Linked DNA regions of Homo sapiens: region 2 is linked to region 1. Evidence: read pairs that join two places in POLR2A ChIA-PET (ENCODE). Cell type or tissue: PC-3. All regions are shown on one strand. Region 1 has its middle 53 kb from the start of BBOX1-AS1. Region 2 overlaps CCDC34 (coiled-coil domain containing 34).

What was found. Peaks named below come from ENCODE experiments on the same cell type or tissue, not always from the same donor. Only the 100,000 strongest peaks of a DNase experiment are listed, where the experiment ranks them.
Region 2: POLR2A ChIA-PET joins it to region 1 with 5 read pairs; 3 of 35 experiments call an interaction of 5 or more read pairs at or near these places.

The regions. Positions count from the first base shown.
Region 1 is chr11:27,269,408-27,273,407 of GRCh38, forward strand. No RefSeq gene overlaps it. Among named protein-coding and RNA genes, the nearest start is that of BBOX1-AS1, 53 kb to the left of the region's middle. In PC-3, no CTCF peak of the experiment used is centred here; no DNase peak of the experiment used is centred here.
Region 2 is chr11:27,346,520-27,350,519 of GRCh38, forward strand. CCDC34 (coiled-coil domain containing 34) reads right to left here. Exons shown (of 6, transcript NM_030771.2): 3 at 3,813-3,920. Among named protein-coding and RNA genes, the nearest start is that of CCDC34, 15 kb to the right of the region's middle. In PC-3, no CTCF peak of the experiment used is centred here; no DNase peak of the experiment used is centred here; H3K4me3 peaks cover 533 bases; H3K27ac peaks cover 629 bases.

The sequences.
Region 1 (4,000 bases):
TTTCTAATTCTGTAAGAAAGTCATTTGTAGCTTGATGGGGATAGCATTGAATATATAAATTACTTTGGGCAGTATAGTCATTTTCACGATATAGATTCTTCCTATCCATGAGCATGGAATGTTTTTCCATTTGTTTGTGTCTTCTCTTATTTCCTTGAGCAGTGGTTTGTAGTTCTCCTTGAAGAAGCCCTTCACATCCCTTGTAAGTTGTATTCCTAGGTATTTTATTCTCTTTGTACCAATTCTGAAAGGGATTTCACTCATGATTTGGCTCTCTGTTTGCCTGTTATTGGTGTATAGGAATGCTTGTGATTTTTGCACACTGATTTTGTATCCTGAGACTTTGCTGAAGTTGCTTATCAGCTTAAGGAGATTTTGGGCTGAGATGGGATTTTCTAAATATACAATCATGTCATCTGCAAACAGAGACAATTTGACTTCCTCTCTTCCTATTTGAATACGCTTTATTTCTTTCTCTTGCCTGATTGCCCTGGCCAGAACTTCCAATACTATGTTGAATAGGAGTGGTGAGAGAAGGCATCCTTGTCTTGTGCTGGTTTTTAGAGGGAATGCTTCCAGGTTTTGCCCATTCAATATGATATTGGCTGTGGGTTTGTCATAAATAGCTCTTATTATTTTGAGATACATTCCATCAATACCTAGTTTATTGAGAGTTTTTAGCATGAAGCGGTGTTGAATTTTATTGGAGGCCTTTCTGCATCTATTGAGATAATCATGTGGTTTTTGTCGTTGTTTCTGTTTATGTGATGGATTACATTGATTGATTTGCATATGTTGAGCCAGCCTTGCATCCCGGCATGAAGCCGACTTGATCATGGTGGATAAGCTTTTCGATGTGCTGCTGGATTCGGTTTGCCAGTATTTTATTGAGAATTTTCACATCAATGTTCATCAGGAGTATTGGCCTGAAATTTTCTTTTATTGTTGTGTCTCTGCCAGGTTTTGGTATCAGGATGATGCTGGCCTCATAAAATGAGTTAGGGAGGATTCCCTTTTTTTCTATTATTTGGAATAGTTTCAGAAGGAATAGTACCAGCTCCTCTTTGTACTTCTGGTAGAATTTGGCTGTGAATCTGTCTGGTCCTGGGCTTTTTTTGGTTGGTAAGCTATTAATTACTCATTCAATTTCAGAACTTGTAATTGGTCTATTCAGCGATTTGATTTCTTCCTGGTTTAGTCTTGGGAGTCTTTGTATAAGGTGGGAGTGTGTAAGTGTCCAGGAATTTATCCATTTCTTCTAGATTTTCTAGTTTACTTGCATAGAAGTGTTTATAGTATTCTCTGATGGTAGTTTGTATTTCTGTGGGGTCAGTGGTGATATCCGTTTTTATCATTTTTTATTGTGTCTATTTGATTCTTCTCTCTTTTCTTCTTTATTAGTCTGGCTAGCAGTCTATCTATTTTGCTAAGCTTTTCAAAAAAACCAGCTCCTGGATTCATTGATTTTTGAAGGGTTTTTCGTGTCTCTATCTCCTTCAGTTCTGTTCTGATCTTAGTTATTTCTTACCTTCTGCTGGCTTTTGAATTTGTTTGCTCTTGCCTTTCTAGTTCTTTTAATTGTGATGTTAGGGTGTCGATTTTAGATCTTTCTTGCTTTCTCCTGTGGGCATTTAGTGCTGTAAATGTCCCTCTAAACACTGCTTTAGCTGTGTCCCAGAGATTCTGGTATGTTGTGTCTTTGTTCTCATTGGTTTCAAATAACTAATTTATTTCTGCCTTCATTTCGTTATTTACCCAGTAGTCACTCAGGAGCAAGTTGTTTAGTTCCCATGTAGTTGTCAGGTTTTAAGTGAGTTTCTTAATCCTGAGTTCTAATTTGATTGCACTTTGGTCTGAGAGACTGTTTGTTAGGATTTCTCTTCTTTTGCATTTGCTGAGGAGTGTTTTACTTCCAATTATGTGGTCAATTTTAGAATAAGTGTGACGTGGTGCTGAGAAGAATGTATATTCTGTTGATTTTGGGTGGAGAGTTCTGTAGATATCTATTAGGTTTACTTGGTCCAGAGCTGAGTTCAAGTCCTGAACATCCTTGTTAGTTTTCTGTCTTGTTTATCTGTCTAATATTAACAGTGGGGTGTTAAAGTCTCCCACTATTATTGTGTGGGAGTCTAAGTCTCTTTGTAAGTCTCTAAGAACTTGCTTCATCAATCTGGGTGCTTCTGTGTTGGGTGCATATATATTTAGGATAATTAGCTCTTCTTGTTGCATTGATCCCTTTACCATTATGTAATGCCCTTCTTTGTCTTTTTTGATCTTTGTTGGCTTAAATCTGTTTTATCAGAGACTAGGATTGCAACCCCTGCTTTTTTTTGCTTTCCATTCACTTGGTGTATATTCCTCCATCCCTTTATTTGAGCCTATGTGTGTCTTTACACGTGAGATGGGTCTCCTGAATACAGCACACTGATGGGTCTTGACTCTTTATTCAGTTTGCCAGTCTGTGTCTTTTAATTGGGACATTTAGCCCATTTACATTTAAGGTTAATATTGCTATGTGTGAATTTGATCCTGTCACTATAATGCTAGCTGGTTATTTTGCTCGTTAGTTGATGCAGTTTCTTCATAGCATCAACGGTCTTTACAATTTGGTATGTTTTTGCAGTGGCTGGTACCGGTTCTTCCTTTCCATATTTAATGCTTCCTTCAGGAGCTCTTGTAAGGTAGGCCTGGTGGTGACAAAATCTCTCAGCATTTGTTTGTCCGTAAAGGATTTTATTTCTCCTTTGCTTATGAAGCTTAGTTTGTCTGGATATAAAATTCTGGGTTGAAAATTCTTTAAGAATGTTGAATATTGGCCTTCACTCTCTTCTGGCTTGCAGGGTTTCTGCAGAGAGATCTACTATTAGTCTGATGGGCTTCCCTTTGTTAGTAACCCAACCTTTCTCTCTGGCTGCCCGTAACAGTTTTTCCTTCATTTTAACCTTGGTGAATCTGACAATTATGTGTCTTGGGGTTGCTGTTCTCGAGGAGTATCTTTGTGGTGTTCTCTGTATTTCCTGAATTTGAATGTTGGCCTATCTTGCTAAGTTGGGGTAATTCTCCTGGATAATATCCTGAAGAGTGTTTTCCAACTTGGTTTCATTCTCCCCGTCACTTTCAAGTACACCAATCAAACATAGGTTTGGTCTGTTCACATAGTCCCATATTTCTTGGAGGCTTTGTTCATTCCTTTTCATTCTTTTTTCTCTAATCTTGTCTTCATGCTTTATTTCATTAAGTTGAATTTCAATCTCTGATATCCTTTCTTCTGCTTGATTGATTCAGCTGTTGATACTTGTGTATGCTTCATGAAGTTCTAGTGCTGTGTTTTTCAGCTTCATCAGGTCATTTATGTTCTTCTCTAAACCTGTTATTCTAGTTAGCAATTCGTCTAACCTTTTTTCAAGGTTCTTAGTTTCCTTGCATTGGGTTAGAACATGCTTCTTTAGCTCAGAGGAGTTTGTTATTACCCACCTTCTGAAGCCTACTTCTGTCAATTCATCAAACTCATTCTCTGTCCAGTTTTGTTCCCTTGCTGGTGAGGAGTTGTGATCCTTTGGAGGAAAAGAGGCATTCTGGTTTTTTGAATTTTCAAACTTTTTGCACTGGTGTTTTCTCATCTTCATGGATTTATCTACCTTTGATCTTTGATGCTGGTGACCTTCAGATGGGGTTTTTATATGAACATCCTTTTTGTTGATATTGATGCTATTCCTTTCTGTTTGTTGGTTTTCCTTCTAATAGTCATGACCCTTTGCTGCAGGTCTGCTGGAGTTTGCTGGAGGTCCACTCCAGACCCTGTTTTCCTGGGTATCACTGGCAGAGGCTGCAGAATAGCAAAGATTGCTGCCTATTCCTTCCTCTGGAAGCTTCGTCCCAGAGGGGCAACCACCAGATGCCAGCCAGAGCTCTTCTGTATGAGGTGTCTGTCAACCCCTGTTGGGAGGTGTCTCCCAGTCAGGAGGCACGGGGGTCAGGGACCCACCTGAGGAGGTACACT
Region 2 (4,000 bases), 77 kb after region 1:
AAAAGTTAAATGGGAAGAAATATTTGCAATACATATATCTGAGAAGAGACTTATAGTCTGAATATACAAATTCTCATATCTTAATAATAAGCCATACAACCCCTTCAAAAATGGGCAAATGACTTAACACAACACAAAACAAGCCAACAACACAAAACAAGCCAACAACAAAAGAGATGTAGAAATGGTCAATATATGTTATGGACTGAATTGTATTCCTGCCCCTCTCCCAAATTCCTATGTTGAATCCCTAATCCTCAATGTGACTGTATTTGGAGATTGCATCTTTAAAGAGGTAATCAAGTTTAAATGAGGTCATAAGGGTAGGACCCTAATTCAATAGGACTGGTGTCCTTACAAGAAGAGGAAGAGACACCAGGGATATATGTGAACAGAGAAAAGCCCTGTGGGGACATAAAAAGACAGCCGTGGAGAGAGGCCACAGGAGAAACCAAACCTACAGATGCCTTTATCTTGATTTCCAGTCTCCAGAACTGTGAGTAAAGATATATTTCTGTTGTTTAAACCACCCAATTTGTGGTATTTTGTTATGGAAGCTCTAGAAGACTAATATAATAAGCTTATGAAAATACGCTAAACATCATCAGATCTCAGGGAAATGAAAATTAAAACAATGGCATACCACTCCACACTCACTAGAAGGACTTAAAATGAAAAAGATTGGCCATACCAAATCTGCCAAAGATGTGGAGCAACTGGAACTTTCTTATTATAATAGTAGTGGAGATGTAAAATGGTACATGTACTTTAGACAAATGTTTGGCAATTTCTTATAAAGTTAAACACATACTTACCATATAGCCCAGTAATTTAGTTCCTAGGCATTCACACAAGAGAAATGAAAACAAGTGTCCACAAAAAGACTTGTACATGAGTGGTCACAGAATTTTATTCATAATATCCCAAACTGAAAACAACTCAATTGTCCATCAACTAGTGAACAGATAAACAATTTCTATGAAATTGAATGAAACAGATAAACATATTCTATGAAATGTATTTCATAGAATACTATAGTCAGCAATAAAAAGGAATAATACATGAAATATCAGGATAAGTTTTAAAACAAAAGACCAACACAAAAGACTATATATTCTATCATTCCATTTATATGAAATTATAGAAAAGGCAACTCTAATCTACAAGTACAGAAAGCAGATTAATGGTTTCCTTGGAGCTGAGGCTGGCTGGGGGCAGGGAGTGGGGGTGAATGCAAAGGGGCAAAAGGAAACTCTCTGGGGTGATGGAAATGTTCTGTATCTTTAATGGTGATGGTTACATGGGTACCTAAATTTGCCAAAGTCATCAAACTTAAAATAGTTGTATTTTATTGTATGCAAACTACAGCTCAATAGAATTAATTCTGAAAAAAAATCAGACAGACTTCTGTAGGATTTAAACTAAAGAAGTGTGAACAGAATGCCTTTAGTTAGCAAAAGGAAGACACAACAGGCACTCAGAGCAGTCACTACTACCGAGAGAGGAACCAGCCACTAAGTGGCTTCAGATTTTCTGGCACGCTAGTTCTACACCACACAGAGCACAACAATAAATCTTCCTTTTTTAAAGACGCTGCACCGAGAGAACCTTTGTTTCATACAACTAAAGGAAACTAACATAACAATTGGCTACTTAAAGTTTCTGGATTTCTGTTTTGCTTTCTCCAATAGTGCCTCGCACACAGTAAAAGCTGAGTAAATATTTGTTGAAAGCATGAATAATGCAATGATAACAGTGTTATCCATCATATACCTTGTTGATCTGAATTAATGTCTTACATTAGAAAATCAGTTGTGTTTTGAGAACGAAAAACGATTTTATTTTTAAATAATTTTTAAAAACATTAAAAGTAAAGGACCTTTTACAAAATATGTGATAACACTGTAATAAACACATCCAGAAAATAAATTACCACGGCAACACAAATGTTAGGAGTACCAGATGAGATAGAACATTTATTTTAAAAGCACTTAAGAATTTACAGTCATATTATAAGAAACTAGCTTTGCTAATGAATGCATAAATTCTTTGTGTCTGATTTTTTGATAAAACACAGTGAATATGACTTAGAGAAAATAGCAGCCACAGATACAGCTAAAATGTGAATGAAGCTGGAGGCAGCTGAGGACCACACACCATGAAATGTAAACAGAGGAGAAAAAAGCTAGATGCCAGACAGGAAGAGAAGAACCAGGAGAGCAGTCTTTACAAATAGAGGTAAATGTAACTATGTCTGAAAGAAGAAATCTGATAGGTCTTAAAGAAAAAAAAAAAAAAAAAAGAATAATCAATTATTCCTTAACATGAACAAGAGTTCTGCAGAACAGGTAAATATAACGTCTCAGTTTTATTTTTAAATAATTCTCAACATTACGGAATTTTGCCTTCAATAACTAGTGATTTATGTCAGGGCAAGCCACTTCCCTCCAAAAGAAATAATTTTTTTTTTCTTCAAATAATTGGATTAGGTCTACTGCCACTAATTAAAACAGTGAATATATTGTCTCCCAGAAGTATCTTACATTCCTAGACAAACAACAACTAGGTTTGATTGGCATGGTAAAATTAGCTTAATGGAGTTAGAAGATAAGAAGGACTTTTAGAGGAAAGAGCAAACTATTCTGCATGTGTAAAATAATTTTGTTTTATAGTTACAAATTTCAAAAAGATATTACCCAAAGTTTTATAACAGTCACAGAGATTTATTTTGATTTTTGAATTTATTCACAAAGATCTCTTTCATGTTATATCATGGGATGAAGTAAACTTTTTTAAAAAAACAAAGTAATTGACTTCTAAACAAATATGGTTATAACACACATACATCTAACCAATTTCCTTCTTATAATACTTGGATGAAGAAGGTTATATCATCTTCAATTTACTGAAATTATTTACTTAGTACTCTTATTAATACCATTAGGCATTAGATTCAACAATAAAGATAAAAAGTTAGAATTAAAATTTAAAATATTGTCCTACAATTTAAACATTTTTCCACATTTGTAAAACTGGATTATAATAATAAAAGCAGTACCACTCTAAATATGTAAAAATCACAACAGAAGACAAATTGACCACAGAATAAGTATTTTTAAAATTTCGAATGTGTGTGATCCATAGAAGAATATATTAAAATTAAAAGGAAAAAATGCAGCCATTCAATGAACATCTTCACTCAATTAAACTATTTTTGGACATATATCATGCGCAGGTATTCATCTAGCTCCTGGAAAACTGAACAAAAGAGGCAAAAATCCCTGCCCTTATGTAGCTTACAATCCAGTATAAGAAGTAAACAACAAGTTGAAAGATATAATGGAAAGAGATCACAAACAGGGGAGTAGTAATTGTAAAGAAAAGGAGGAGATGATTAGGAACAACAGAAGAATTCTAATTAAGCCTTGATGACCGAGAAGACAGCTGAATGAAACAGAGAAATGGGAGGATGGATTTACGAAGGAGAAATGGGCAAAATGGGTTGTTTTAGATTTGCAGACTTGGAGGCACTTGCCATAAGGATCCAAAAGGTCAGGCCTAGAAATACAGACTTGGTGACTGCCTGCAGGCAAATATTAGTGCAAGCCACAGGAGGGAAAAAGGAGAAAAGTAGAGGGCAAAGGGCAGAAGATAGAGACTTGATAAATGTCCACCAGGATAGAAAAACAAAACAAGCCAAAGAAGAAAGACTCTAAGAGAAGTATTTTTTAAAACCTAGGTAATGAAGTATAATAGGAAGAAATATTTTGCAAAAGAGATGTCAATGTGTGTATCCATTTTCCCCTCCTTACTTGCTCATTCTTTTTCTGAACCCATTCCTTGTGCTTTTCTTCAGCAATTATCTTTCTTTTTTCACGTTCTTCCATTTCTTTTCTTTTTTCTAGTTGTTGATTTAATTCCTGTGGATTTTATTTAGACAAAAGGCAACATTTAATAGAAGTACCCAAATAACATACATTTTAAAAGTCTGAGGTTATTA